Regions from separate parts of the Mus musculus genome. Here all the other regions are linked to region 1. A link is a loop called in an ENCODE intact Hi-C map of the cell type or tissue named here. Cell type or tissue: left cerebral cortex. All regions are shown on one strand.

Region 1 (5,000 bases):
TGACACTTCCAAGCTTCTCTCCAGACTGCAAGGGCACATTTTCACTGTGTGCTCCTTTTTAGAAGCTATACAAAAAAAGGACAAAGACTTAGGGTGTGGTCCCAGGGCAGGGCACAAGGAAGCCATTGGATGAAGGCAGCTCAAGTCATTGAGTTAGCCACTAGCCATACAGTGGGACCCGTATAACAGAGAGAAATAAATATCTGTCTTCTTAGAACCACTGTCTTTTGGAGTCTGCTCATTATAGCAACTTAGGCAAACCCCTAACTAATATATCCAATACTGATTCCTTCAACATATGTCACTGTCTGCACATGGTATTACATACCTGGAATCTAGAACTTGCCAGGCAGAGGCAGACATATTTGAGAATCTGAAGACATTTGAGGCTATATCACAAAGCCATGTCTTTAAAAAATAAAATACAAAGGGCCAGAGAGATGGCTCTGTGGATAGGAGCACTTGCTGTGAGTGCATGAGGACCGAAGGATGTGGCAATGTGGCATTTGTAGCCCCAGCAACTGTGGAGGGCAGAGCCAGCCTAGCTCCAGGTTCTGTGAGAGAGCCTGCGTCAATGGAAGGAGACATAGGATGTAGAGCAGGACCTTTGTCACAGTGCATATTGCTGTAACTGGCTCGTGATGCCTCTGAAGATTTTCACAACAGTCTCTTAAGAAAGACAATAAATGAAGACTAGTGTCTCATCATAGAAGGAAACAAAAACCACGGTGACTTATCTCAGGGTTCATGAGTCACTAAAAACTTGAGTCAAAGACCTGAAAGAAATCTAATTTGGTACCACATTAAGTATGACATATTTTGACATATTTTTAGGTTTCTCTCTCTCTCTCTCTCTCTCTCTCTCTCTGTCTCTCTCTCTCTCTCTCTCTTTCTGAAATAGAAAGGTTGGAGCGACCCATTTAGGAGACATGCAATTCAAGGGTCTTCCTGGGAGAACATATTCTTTAAATGTATAAAGGCTCAGGTTGGGAGCTACTGTAATGTCAGCTGTTAAAATCAAACTTTGGGGGTGGGAGAGGACTGAAATGCTGGCTCAGCAGTTAAGAGCACTGGCTGATCTTCCAGAGGTCCTAAGTTCAACTCCAGCAACCATATGGTGGCTCACAACCATCTGTAATGGGATCTGATGCCCACTTCTGGTGTGCTCATACACATAAAAATAAATAAATAAATCTTTAAAAACAAAAATCACTACAGCACTAGGGGTGGAGGCAACTGCCTTTTCAGCCACACATGACTGAGTATGACATAGGGCTGCATTTTCCTCTGGAAGAGGAAAGAAAATAGAATCTCTGAACAAGCCACTGCTGACTTAGCGACCTTGACATGTTCTCCAGATAGGACTAAGGAACAAGGGAGTCAGAAAACTGGAATGAGAGGGGACCAGATCATCTTCACGTATCAGGAACCGAAGACTTCCCAGCCTAGAAGGACAACTGGATAAGCAAGGGTGGTGGCAGGTGTTCATGCACGGTCCTTTATTCCGCCAAATAGCAGGCTTTAAAAGGGCGGCCAGGAAACCCCCCCCCCCCCCCCCGCAGCCTTCTGTTCCCAACTAAGGATTGGATTATAGTTTTGCTGCAGGCCAATCACCTGGCCCTCGTTTAACTGTTGCTTCTCACTCCCTGCAATGAGGTACAGAGGTCATCTTAGGATCTCAGAGACCCGGAAGGGAGGTTTAGGAAAGCTCAGGAAAAACCATCTGCAGGACGTTTCCTTTGCTCTTCTAAGCAGTGGCTGGCGCCTGGTAGTCGCTCAGTACCTTGTTCCCTTTGGGTCTAAAGTCTTCCCAAGGCCAAAAGGGAGGAGGTATGTGGGAGGGAGGGAGAAAGAGAGGAAGAGAGAGAGAGAGAGAGAGAGAGAGAGAGAGAGAGAGAGAGAGAGAGAGAGAGAGAGAGAGAGACCACACACACACACACACACACACACAGCGGGTAGGAGAGAGAAAGAGATTTCTATTTTTCCATAAAATCACCCGGGTTGACTCTCCGCATTTCTGCTATTCTTTCTCAAATTTGAATGAGGTGACTGGCCTGTGAGAAGGAAACATTTCAGGAAGTTTAGAAATCACTGAGAATTCTCCCTAGGAACCAGACTCCCTGGGAATTAAGTCTTTCAGAAAACAAGCAAAGGTTGGGGCAGGGAGCTGGGATGTGGGGGACACATGTGTAGTGGCGACCAGTTTCACCTTGAACTCCAGATTTGAAAGGAGGGTCACAAAGCGTCCAGGCTTCCGGCAGCACTTGGAAGGATGCGCGGGAGTGGGGATGGCGCATAGGTCATGCACGTGGACCCGTCCACGCAGTTGCAAGCACACTCTCCAGCAGGCAGGTAAGGGGCTGGGGCCGCCCGGTTGGCTAGGAAGGGGACGGTGACGTGTGCAAGGTGGTGGCGGACACCTGGGCTTGCCCGCGTGTAGGGCGGGCGCTAGGACCCGGGTGGCGCACCTGTTGGCTGGCACCGCGCCCCGCCCGTCCTGCGCTGGGAGCATCGGGCTGCGGAACGCGAGGCCAGGGCGCACGCTGAGGACACGGACGCGCGTGGCTGCGGGTCGGAGGAACGGGGTCACGGCTCACCATGGCCGAACTGCTGCGGAGCCTGCGGGATTCACAGCTCGTGGCGCGCTTCCAGCGCCGCTGCGGGCTCTTCCCAGCGCGGGAGGTCAGTCCTAGGGAGAAGGGCCTTTCGAAGTGGGCGACAGGGGTCCCGGAGGTCTCTCATCTCTCCGACAACCGGGATTCGGTGTCTGCCGTTGGGGAGGAGGGCGACGGCCGCCTGCTTACCTGCGGCTCCGGGTGACTCCTAGATGGGGATTGGAGGGCTCCAACCGCCGCCACCCGGCTTCCATCCTAGGAAGGGCACGGCGGGGAACAGTCACCCGATGCCACCCTTTCTCGCTGCAGGTGGCAGTCAGTCACTTCTTTTCAGACACCACCTTTGCATGCATCCGCGGAAAGACTTTCTACTTTAATTACTTTAGTGAGTAAGTTCGTTAGATTCCACCCAAAGTGTGAGAGTTACGTAACTGAAAAGAGGAGCGGGGATGTCCTTGGCACTTCCCTGGGACACAGCCTGAGAACTCCTCAAAGTCCTTAGGTTGCTGCCGCATCCCCCCTTCCTACTCCGTGCAGACATCCCAGTCGCGCGCTTTGCTTTGCTGAACACCCGCCCTGGACTCCTCTGGGAATTCACAGCCCCGCCCCCCAGCTAACCTAACCTCAGAGATGGGAGTTCAACACTGTCTCCCTCCCGACGTCCCCCTAGTTTTGGAGGCACTGGTTGGTCTTTTATGATTGGCTCTTACGGCCTTTTCGGTAGATGCTTTGCATCCGGAGCAAGGTTATACAACCCTACTGCAGCTTTGCGTTATGAGGTGCACAGGGACTCCTCCAGGCTGAAAGGACCAGGCAGGCGGCAGATGGCAGCTAGGAAAGCTTGTCTCCCTTGGGCACCACCAGCAGCTGCCCTTTCCCTCGGCTTAAGTAGAAAATAACAAACCAGGACAGAAGCAATTCTACTCCGCCTCCCCCACCCCCCTTCTTCAGTGTTTTATTCTTTCTGAGAGATTCTGGTGACTGGAAGGTGACACGTCCTTATATATAGATAACTACTTAAGAACCTGGCGCTTGTGTAGGACAGAATAATAGAGGCATCAAATTACAGAATTCATTTGAAAAGTGGCAGTAGGCTAGTTGTGTATTCTCAGCTAGAGAAATTCTTCAAAATATTTTCACTTTATAGTTACTTCACGGCATGCTGATAGCTTTGAGATTAATTCAAGACATCTCTCTTTGCCAGAGCCTTGCCTCAAAAGGTGCTAGCACATAAGCCCAATGCCCCACCCCCACGGGAAGCGTTTTCCTGTACAGGCGCTCTGTTTAGGCTCAGGACCAGCGCGGGGGTGGGGGTGGGGGGCTGCACTCTATCCGACTTGTCTCCCCTGTACCTGCTCTTCCTCATTCAGGACTGAATTTTTCCACTAATGTTTCTTAAATTGTTTTTACACAATCCCCTTGATTACTTGCCTGCACATTCTGGGGAAGGCTTCTTCCTTCTTGTAGTCCCAGATAGTCTGGGGAATCAAGGAGTGGGGTTCTCGTTCCCAGCGCTTGGATTACTGAAGTCCATGAAATAAGTAAAAGAAAACTGAAAGTTCAGGATATTAAATCCCTGTAGTAGCCATAACAGGAAAAAAATTAACTCAAGACCTTTTGATAAGGGAAGGGTTCATGAGGTTTTTTTTGTTTTTAGGTTCATTTTAAAAGATGTGGAAAGGTTAATCCTTAACAAACACATGGAACGTTCCCCCTGAGAAGTAATTGCATCCCTGCCCCCAGATAACTCACAGGGCTTCAAGGGGGCCACTGGGATAACTCTGCCCACAGCCCTGTTTTCTTTCTCCCTTGGTTTTTACAAACCAGGTGGTGGCTGAACAGCCCTTCCAGTGTTTTTTGTTTGTTTGTTTGTTTTTGTTTTTTGTTTTCTTGGGGTTTTTTGTTGTTGTTTGTTTTTTAACTGTATGGATCTGTAGCCCAGGCTAGCCTTGAACTGATAAAACTGCCTGAGCCTCCCAAGGGCTGGGGTTTTAGGTATGTACTGTCAAAGCAGACACCCTTCAACTTTCGAAGGCAAGCTCCTCGACATGCCCTTTGCTGTCTTGGGGCTCTTTCTGGTTCTGGGAATTCTCCTGCTTCTTGAGGGTTGTTGGCTGTAGAATGGCCTACACTGTGTAACTGTGCCTTTGTGTGGGGAATCTGATGGACGCCCAGCTTCCTCCTGTAGATGAAATCTCCAACATTGTAAGAGGTTTGTTCTGCTCATATTCTTCCCTTGGACTTTCACCCACTTGAAGCTCTGTGAATTTTGTGGCTATCTAAGCATAGATTACAGTAGAAAAAAAAATCAATAGCTTTTAAGGTTTTAAACAGAGTCTGCTGAAGATCAAATTAAAATATCAAGTGATTTTTTTTTCTTTCCTA
Region 2 (5,000 bases), 79 kb before region 1:
TGTGTTTTCCTTTGTGTTGGTTTTAAGACCAGAGTATCACTATGTAGTTCAGGCTGGCCTCAAACTCACAGGGATTCACTTTCTTCTGCCTCCTGAGTGCTTGGAATATGCGCATGCGCCACCACGGTCTGCTAGCTTTCCTGGCTTTGCTTATTACTTCTCTGCCTCCTTTAAGAAATCAGGAAACAGTTGACTCATGGGGAGCCCATCTGTCCCCATGAAAACATGGAGGAAGTTCTGGGCTTTCAGAAAGTCTGAGGATTCCTTCCTTCTTGTCCTTTCTCTCCCAGGCACTGCCCAGCCTGAGTCAGAGCTCTGCCTTGAATGCTCAGATGGCGAACGTCATTGCCCTCCATTCAGGAATGAGGGCCTCAAGGAAAGTGAAGAGGAAACAGGAGACTATCAATGCTGTACAAAAAGAAGGGGAAGACGGGGGCTCAGTGTGCAGTGGCTTTAAATTTCCGTTTCTTGTCTCTGCGTGGTCTCCGAAGCTTTTTACTACCCAGATCTTTCCAAAAATGTAGAGAGGCCAAACATGCAGGAGTTGTCCATTTCATCAATTGTCATTGATGGATGAGAATTGTCCTACCAAACTGTCTATGAGTCATTCAAGACGTAAGGGTTTAAACACTAATGAGCTCCTGGCCTAATTGGGTAGCACCTGTTCCTCCAGCAGGAACTAGGATGCTTTGTGTGATAAAGGCAAGCTCAGCTGGACGAGGGCTGTACCTTTCTTGGGAAGTTCTTTCTGCATCCTGGGATCTTTTCTTCAAATCTCCTCTGTTTTCAGAAACTCCCTAGAAAATAACTAGGCAGAGATGCTAAAATCACAAGGTTACTTTGTGATTTTGACTAAGATGAAGCTTTTCTTTGAACAATTTAAGCGAGGCACAAACTTTTAGTTAAAAGAAAGGCAGACTCTTGGATGTGATCCTGTTGGTTTTCTTGCTTCTATTTGTTCTGATGTTTCTAATGTGGTGATGTGTCTCCAAATCTAAGGACCATCTGGGTATGGTGGCATAGGCTTTCTAAGACCCTGGCATGGTGGCATAGGCTATCTAAGACCTTGGCATGGTGGCATAGGCTATCTAAGAACTGGACATTGTAGCCTGCCTGCAATCTCAGCTCTGAGGAAGTTGAGACAGGAAGATTGCAATTCAAAGCCAGTCTGGGCTACATATCAAACCTTATTTCAAAAATAGATAAACAGGGTTGGGCCTGTTGGTGCACCCCATTAGTCCCAGGACTGAGGAAGCAGAGGCAGATGGATCTCTGAGTTTGAGTTAAGCCTAGTCTATAGAGTGAGCTCCAGGACAGCCAGGGATACACAGAGAAACCCTGTCTAGAAAAAAATGAAACAAGCAAACAAAGTCATGGAGATAAATAGGTCCTGAAGAGACTCTTCAGTGCTTAAGAACATTTGCTGCTCTTGTAGAGGGTCTGGATTTGGCTCCCAGTCTCTACATGATGGTGCACAATCATCTGTAACTCCAGTTCCAGGAGACTCAATGACATTTTCTGACTTCCATAGTGACCAGGAGTGCATGTGATGCACATACATATATACATACATACATACATACATACATACATACATACATCATGTATATATACATGCATACAAAAATTATACATATAAAATTAAATTGAAAAAATTAAAAATTAATTAATAAGATGTGATAGTTGCCTGACTTCTAAGAACTACTAAGGACAGTGAAGTTCCCAACTTGACACTAGGGATAGTCTGAGAGTCTGGGGTGAGTAAAAGTTAAAGGGGTTGCCAGGCTGTGCACAGAGATGCTGAACCATGCCTTTGACTAAACAGAGAGGTTCTGCAGGTCTTCATGGACTGTGGGAGAGTCAAGCTATTTACCAAAGATCGAAGTAGCAAAAGCCTCCATAGGTTATTATAGCCACGCAAGTCCTTCATGTGTGCATATGATCACCAACTGCAAAACACAAAAGGAAAGCAAATTTCAAGTTCAGACTATTTAAAGCTATGGACAGCTTGTCTTCCTTTGATTCCCTATGAGTCATATAAAATTTAAACTCACTTTGTCACTGGTTTTACTGCCATATCTCAGAAATCATTGCCAAGATCAATGTCATGTATGAGGACAGCTCCACTCTTTAAAACATTTTAGCTGTGTTTATTTTATCTTCTGTGTCTGACTATTTTGCATGCATGGATGTCTCTGTACCATGTGCATGTCTAGTGCCCCCAGAGGTCACAGAGAGCATTCGATTCCCTGGAACTGCAGTTATAGATGGTCGCAAACCACCATGTAGGTACTGGGACCTGAACTCAGGTCCTTCTGCAAGAGCAAGCAGTGCTCCTAAACCTCAGAGCCATCTCTCTGGCCCCTCAGCTTCACTCTGTTACATGTGGGTGTCTACTTTTTCCCAAACAGTATCTGTTGAAGAAATTGCATTTGTCCATTAAGGGTCTTGGTGTCCTTGTCAAAGGTGACTTGCATATATATGTGGGAGTTTAATTTTAGATACTGCATAGCACTGTCTTGGTTTATTAATCTGTGTTTATTTATAACAATACCACATTTTGGGGACTGAACTGAGAGCTTTTAGCATGAGACACATTCTCCCACTGAGCTATAACTCTATCCCCAGTATCTCACCCTTTTGATCTCTCTAGTTCTGGGATATGTTTTTGGATTCAGAACTAATTCCTGAATACTAGTCCTCGCCATCTGTATTTTCCCCAAATTGCTTAGGCTATCTGTTGACTCTTGGGATTTCATGATGAGATTTTCTGTTTCTGTGAGAAATATATTTAGATCCTTAGAGTTTTGATGGTGATTGCTTTGACAGTATACACCTTTTAATAAATGCAGTGGAGTCTCACACACACACACACACACACACACATACACACACACACACACACACATACACACACACACACACATACACACACACACACACACACATACACACACACACACACACATACACACACACACACACACACGTAATGGAATCTCCCAAGGCAGCAGACAAGAGCTTACAGCAGAAGTCTGCAGAATGTTTTTTCATCAATTTTGTTGTAAAATAAAATTACTATAGTGGAAATTTACACAGATAGCTTCAGTGGACCCAGTAGAAAAGATGAGACAACGGTTGCTCTACGATCACGCTCTTGCTAATAACAACAACAGTTACTATCGTAATATCATGTCACTTGCTTGCTTTTTATGTTATAGAAAACATTTATATCCACTTGCTTCATGTTACTGTGGGCCAAAGCAGCATTTCCCAAAGTTACAGTCCCTCAAAAAATTAATTCCTCAGAACAAGGGGGTTTTGATTGAACAATCTGGGAAACATTCCAAACCCCAGCCCGTAGCCTGCACTTAAAGACTCGTTATTAAAGGCTCTGAGAAGCAATGTGGCACAGATGTGAAAAATTAGTTCAATGTTGTATAAACCAGTGTATACCAAACGTTTACAGACAGCGACAATTATTTTTAGCAAACCTTATGACTAAAGACACCAAGAGTATAACATTTTAAATAAATAGCATCTAGAGACTGGATGGTAAGTTCCAAGATGATTCAAAGTGAGGCAGATCTGAGGGGAACAGATTGTCCCTTTTGCATCTGTTATATGCTGGAAGTGAGATTCGGCAGGCATAGAGACCACGATGGACTGGCAGAAAGAGAGACTGGGCAATTCCTTTTCTAAACTCTTTGCATCTTCTCTGGAAAATGATGCGTTATCTCAAAGGTTACCGTGGCCTTGCAAGAAAGAAGTCAAAGGTTCTGACGGGGAACATGCCAGACGGGCTCTGTGATGTGCGATCTGCTCAACTGCCTGTAAACATGAGGATGACTTTGTAACATTTCCCTAGGACAGAAGTCAGAAATTAATCACCTTTCCTCCAGCATGCTTAATCACAATTAGTTGTTTATGCATTTTTCTCTTTGACCATGATGTAGCCTTCCTCCTAATTTCTTTTATTTCTAACAAATGGCATCTTCCAAAACATTATAAGAGTTCAAAACCCTTTAAACAATGTATTATTTATCTTTCTGGCCACACAGATTCCTTTAGAGTCATTACAATCCATCAACGGTGCATTTGCAGACTTAATAATAAGCAGATTTGGTTTTCAGGAGACTGAGGCAGCTGTAAAGGGCAAACCCATTAGGGTCTTTCATATCTATTATCAGAGTGCGGGGGTGAGGTACTGACTTCAGCCAACCCAGAGCTCATAGGCCTGAAGCTTATACAATCCTGGAGGCCCTTTTTCAGAAAAATGATTTAAATTAGTAAGAAGAAATACTAAATGTTCACTTAGGATCATAAGATAAATCACCACCAAAAGAAAATGTTGGAAACTGGCAAATTTTTAAAAAGGTCCTTAAAATTCTAGAAAAACAAACTAACAACAACAACAACAAAAACCTGTTTACTGTCCAGTTATCTTATCCTCTATAATACAACTATGAGTCTGCCAACTATTTGATGACACAGCCATAAGACAATGATTCTTTATACACCAAGACCAGAAGGAGCGAGTACTTCTTAGAGTCCTACTGCAAAAGGTTTCCTTCCGGACCCACCGCTCACTGATGGTCTGGTCGCATTACCATGTTTATGGAAACGGCTTTCAATAGTCTTTTACAGATGAGCTAGGAGATCTCAAGGCCACTCAGGGTTTGGCTGATTTTCAGGGAGTCATCTTGTTTTATTTTATTGTTTTTGCTCTTTTTTTTTTAATACTACTCTTTGAGTTTTAGAAATTATAATATAATTACATCATTTCTTCCCTTCCTTTTTCTCCCTCCAATCCCTCCCATGTACCCCTATGCTTTCAAATTCATGACCTCCTCTTCTTTAATTGTTTTACATACACAATACACACACACACACACACACACACACACACACATGTAGATTCCTAAATACATGAATATAAGCAGCCCACACTGTGTAATATCACCTGTACATGTATGTTCTCAGGGCTGAACACTAAGTGT
Region 3 (5,000 bases), 61 kb after region 1:
CATGGATCAGGCCCTGGGTCCCAAGATCTAGTAGTGAAGAGTAAGGAGGAAAAGAGGGAGGAAAGAGAACCTACTGAAAAACAAAAACAAAAACAAAAAACAAAAAAAACCAAAACCTCTATAAATCCTACCTTATTGTTGGTTGAGGGTTATCTATATCTGTCTGTCTGTCTTTGCAGAGATCACAGTATGCAGTCTAAGACGGCTTTGTGATAAGGGATTTTATATATAATTCACAGTAACTCTCAGTTCACGATTTAAGAAGTTAGAATGAGCAATAGGATTGGAAAAGATTCAGCAATACTTTAGTCTTGAAAAATGGAGTCAAAGCATAGTTCATGACCCTTCAGAAGTAGGGGAGTTGGCTTCTAACCCTGGTGGCTTCTTGCACTGTGGTTTGTGTGACATGTATGTAAAGCAAGATGAGAGGCCTCATGGAGACGGAGCCAGGTCAGGAGGAATTAGTAACTGACTCAGCTTTGGAGTTAATTGTAGTAATAAGTAGCCAAACAGTATTTGTATTGAGGCCTCAGCGTTGATTGACTATAAAATGTGTGTCTAGAAGGATGCCCACAGTGTTCTTTGCTCTCTGGTAGTTATATGATTGTGCAAATATTGGTGATCGGGCATCTTTGAGAATAGTCAGATCTCTTTAATTCTAAGTTCTGACTTCAACCATGTATCTACTCTTAAAAAAAAAATGCCCTGAGCCTAAGGGAGATGGCTCAGAAGATAATGTACTCCTGAGTGAGAACTGAATTTGAATCCTCGAATCCACACAGGATGAGGCAGGTAGGCACAGCAGCTCACCTGCAATCTAATCTCAGCGTTCAGAGGCAGAGGCAGGGGATCCCTAGAATAAGCTGGCTAGTTAGACTAGCAAATCAGCAAGCTCTGGATTAAAGTGAGATGCTTCAGTATGTAAGGTGGAGAAGGTTCGAAGAAAACACTCAGCAACACCTCCCAGTCTTAGCACACACACATGTGCCCACATACATACACATATGCATGCATGCATGCACATATGTGCACATACATGCACAGTGTCCCCATACGTACAGTGCAAAAAATAAACTTAAAGAATACTTGCCCTGGGTCACCCACATGTCTTGGCGTTGAGTTGCCTTTGTAGTCTTCCCATGGGCCGCAGATAGGGAGAAGAGTTTATAGTAATATACAAGGAACTCTTAGGGGTATGATGGCTGCCTCTAGCCCAGATCTGAGTCCCTGTAAAATGTCTGTTCTTATGACCAAGGACAAACAAAGGACAAAGGAGAGCAGTTTGGTGAGGGAGCACTCAGTGGCCTGTTATGTCCAAAGGGGGTGCGAGCAGACAGCAAGACCATGAGCTTTGCCCTCTGGGGTTGGCAGACGGGAGCATGAGCATATACGTTCACTGTTTTCCCTGCTCTGTTCAGATTTAACTGAAAAAAAGATGTTGCGTTTTCTGTTCCTTTTAACATTGAGTTTCTTCTGGCATTCCCAGGCACTGAAATCGGAGGGAGGAGGGGGGCAGTGTTTTGTTCAGTTGGAAAGTGCTCTTCAAACATAACAGCAGTTAGACTCTGTTGGATGGAGAGTGGCATGCTGAAGGACTTGCAGAAACCTCTAGCTTGGAATCCGTAGGTTCCTGAGCAGCAGTAAGCTTCCTTCCTTTTGTACCCTCACAGTGTAAACAAATAAAAGGAGAGTAAAATGTCAGAGATGATGTCCTAGTGAGCTTTCATCGTCAGCTTGACACAGTCTAGAGTCATCTGAGTTGATTGAGGAAGTGCCTACATTAGGTTGGTCGGTGAGCATGCATGTCTGTAAGACATCCTCTTGGTTAGTAATTAATGCAGGAGGGTGCAGCTCACTGTGGGCCGTTCTGTTCTGCACACAGATCCTGGGCTGCAAACAGCATTCCACCACGGTTTTTCGTTTCAAACACTCACCTTGGGTCCCTGCCCTGGCTTCCTGAATGATGATTGTGACTTGGAATTGTCAGATGAAACCACTTGTTTCTCATAGCAATCAAGTGAGACCAAGACAGAGGGTTTCTTTACTAGGCTGTAAGAAAGGATCCAGGTGAAGGAGAATGTTGCACCCTCAAATAATATAAACTCGGTGCTTGATGCCACCCCACTCCTCCATCACATGCCTGGTAACTGTGTGAGGGCTGCTCAGACAGGTGTTGTGAAATAAAGAGAGCTCGAGGGACTGAAGAGATGGCTCGACTGTCTGTGCTTTGAGGCCTTTACCCTTCTGGAGACTGGACTCAGAAATTTAAACCTTGATTTATAATAAGGAAAGAGTTTAGAACATGTGTCGAAGATGGGCTTTTTATACTCTCTGCAGAAGTCTATTAAGCAACAAGGTATGTTTGACTCTGATTTTAGAGGGCAATCAGAGGGGTGTGGCTTTGACATGGAAAGAATTAAAGCAAGAAAACCCTGCCAAGGTCTGAGTTACAAACCAGGTGCCTGTCTTTGAAAACAAAACAAAACAAAACAAAACAAAACAAAACAAAACAAAGCAGCAGTAACTTAAAATGCTATGTTGGAGGCTGCATGGACTTGCCATCTGTCTTTCTTGTGGATGCTAGCATTGAGTGTTTATGCATTTCTGAGACTTGTGTCTAGGAAAACATACTAAGGGACGTCTCAGGGTGTATTTCTTTAAAACTGAAGCATAAAGAGCCACGCATGCATTAGAACCTGGTCCAGAAAATGTGGGTGGTAAGTGGGACAGCAGTTCTGTGAATGAAATTTTCTGAAAAGCTAATTTGGGTGACCAGCACCCAAATTAAAACATAGAGCATCTTAAATACGCCTTTGTGGTCATTTGGATCTCTGCCAACCTTTCCAATCTGAGATCAATGCATTATTATCGTCATTGTTATTAATTACTGATACTGGGGATTGAGCTCGAGACATTGAACATGCTAAGCATGCATCTTCCACTGCACTATACCACCGACAGCTACACTCCGATTATTTGCGTTGAAACAGTAAATGTTGATACAAACGAGACAACCAGCAGAGTCCTCTTTGAACACATCTCATAGAGCATTTTCCAAATCTTGCAGTCTCCCAGACATAGCAAGCCTAAGTATCTCTCTGTCCTTTTGAGAGGGGAAAGGGCCATAGAACCATGGGTGTAATGCATTACACCCATGTTAGCCACAGTAACACTCTTCCTAAGCTGACTGGGCACACAGCCACTAAGTCCAAAAAGAATTGTAAGAATGCACTGGCCCTTTAAGATGAGCTGTTTATAGCACAGTGTCTGCTGCCAACTCCTCACCTCCCCTGTGGAGACAGATGGCTCTAAGCAAATTTGAAATAGGTAGTGTAGCATTTCTGTCTCAGGAGACAGGATGTGAAGGACCTCTATAGCATGCCTGTAAAGACAAATTTGGGAGCCAAGAGCAGTCTGGCCTTCCTTATAATATGGAGTGCTATTTTGGTAATTTCACAAGAGCATGCCCTTTCAAGTACACTCATAAGCACATTTAGCTTTGATTTGTACACACTAATACTTACTGTGAAGCAACTGAGCATGGGGAGCTAAGATCACCCAGAGCCCTCTCCCAAGCCTTCCCTTCTGCCGTCCTTATCCTACACTGAGCCTAAAAGAAATGTCTTTGACAGAGAAGCGCTGCATGCTCTGATTCCACCCATTTCCCTTTCACAGAAGCTCAAGGCTCTTTTCCAGAACTTACCTTGAACGACTTCTATCCAAACATTTTCTTTTAAAGGTTAAACACAGCAAAACATTTTTTTTTTTAAAAATGGTTTTCACTATACAGCTCAGGCTGGTCTTAAACTCAGAATCTGCCTAGCTCCGCCTGCCAAATGCTAGGATTATTCGGTGTACAGCACTGCGCCAGGCCTTGTGGTCTCTACTGCAGTAGACTCCTATGGCTTCTCGAAGGAATCCTTCTGCACGAGGTCCCTCACCTAAATCCTCACTTAATTATGTTTGCCAATGATACTGCATAGCTAAGCCTCACCCAGTGTAGTTTTCACTGCCAAGAATCATTTGGGGCCAAAGTTATTTTGTGGTTTGTCCTCGTTACACGGCCCATAGACCTTGGTGTTGCGGATGGTCTCTCAGCAACACATCTGTAGTCTTTCTCCGAGGAGCTGCACACAAATAATGGGAGCCCCCTTCCCTCTAGGCTGGCAGTTAACAGACTTGATAGGAAGATGAAGTAGACGTGGTAAGATTGTTGCCCACGCCAGACTGGCTTTCTGATTTCACTGTTGCAAACTCCTAAGCATTAGTCAGAACTATAATCAAACATAATGGCAAAAGCTCCTACCACACAAAATAGGCAGTGGTCCCCAGTCTTTGTTCTTAATGTGTTTTAGGGATGCCTTTTCCAGCTGTAACTGGAGCTGCCCCCCAGTACCTCTTCAGATGTGTTCGAACAGCCTTCTGCTCAGCTTCAGGCCTCCTAATAGCTCACAGGCAGTATTAGTTATGAGAAGTGCTATGTTACCTAAAAATACATGAAATTTAAAATCTCTAAGTGTTCCCGAACTATTGATTAACTGTGTCAAATAACAATGGACTTCTCTATAAGCCACCCGGCTTATTTGCAGTGGTAAGAGTTCTGCCCCAAGCTTTCCTTAGCCTTCTCCTATGTGTGTATGTGAGTGTCTGTACTAATGTGTATATGCACAGTGTCAAATGGATATATGTGTATACACAGATAGTTCAATTGAGGTTATGCAATTTTATTTATTCATTTGTGCGTGTGTGTGTGTGTGTGTGTGTGTGTGTGTGTGTGTGTGTGGTGTGTTAGCATGTGACGTCAAAGGACAATGTTGTGGAGTTGCTTTTCTCTTCTGCCACCTTGTGGGATTTGGGAATTGAACTCAGATTATCAGACTCTTTTGCAAATGCTAGCCTAGTGGTTCTCAGCCTATGGGACTCGACCCCTTCGGAGGTTGAGTGACCCTTTCACAAGGGTTGGCTAAGACCATCAGAAAACACAGATATTCACATTATAG

Evidence for each region. Hi-C counts contacts between places; a loop is a spot of excess contacts. Peaks named below come from ENCODE experiments on the same cell type or tissue, not always from the same donor. Only the 100,000 strongest peaks of a DNase experiment are listed, where the experiment ranks them.
Region 2: a loop joins it to region 1, with 3 times the contacts of the local background. A loop is called at or near these places in 2 of 42 quality-filtered maps.
Region 3: it touches region 1 in a loop (2.6-fold over the local background); 2 of 42 quality-filtered maps call a loop at or near these places.

Annotation. Positions count from the first base shown.
Region 1 is chr1:78,307,821-78,312,820 of GRCm38, forward strand. Sgpp2 (sphingosine-1-phosphate phosphatase 2) reads left to right here and starts at 2,526. Exons shown (of 5, transcript NM_001004173.2): 1 at 2,526-2,682. The coding sequence starts at 2,599. In left cerebral cortex, a CTCF peak has its summit at 2,895; DNase peaks (open chromatin) are centred at 2,525, 3,214 and 3,831; H3K4me3 peaks cover 1,933 bases; H3K27ac peaks cover 1,475 bases.
Region 2 is chr1:78,228,747-78,233,746 of GRCm38, forward strand. No RefSeq gene overlaps it. Among named protein-coding and RNA genes, the nearest start is that of Gm2102, 13 kb to the left of the region's middle. In left cerebral cortex, a CTCF peak has its summit at 2,233; DNase peaks (open chromatin) are centred at 194, 2,133 and 3,585.
Region 3 is chr1:78,368,538-78,373,537 of GRCm38, forward strand. All of the region lies in intron 2 of Sgpp2 (sphingosine-1-phosphate phosphatase 2), which reads left to right. Among named protein-coding and RNA genes, the nearest start is that of Gm51634, 14 kb to the left of the region's middle. In left cerebral cortex, no CTCF peak of the experiment used is centred here; DNase peaks (open chromatin) are centred at 2,739 and 3,265; H3K27ac peaks cover 1,084 bases.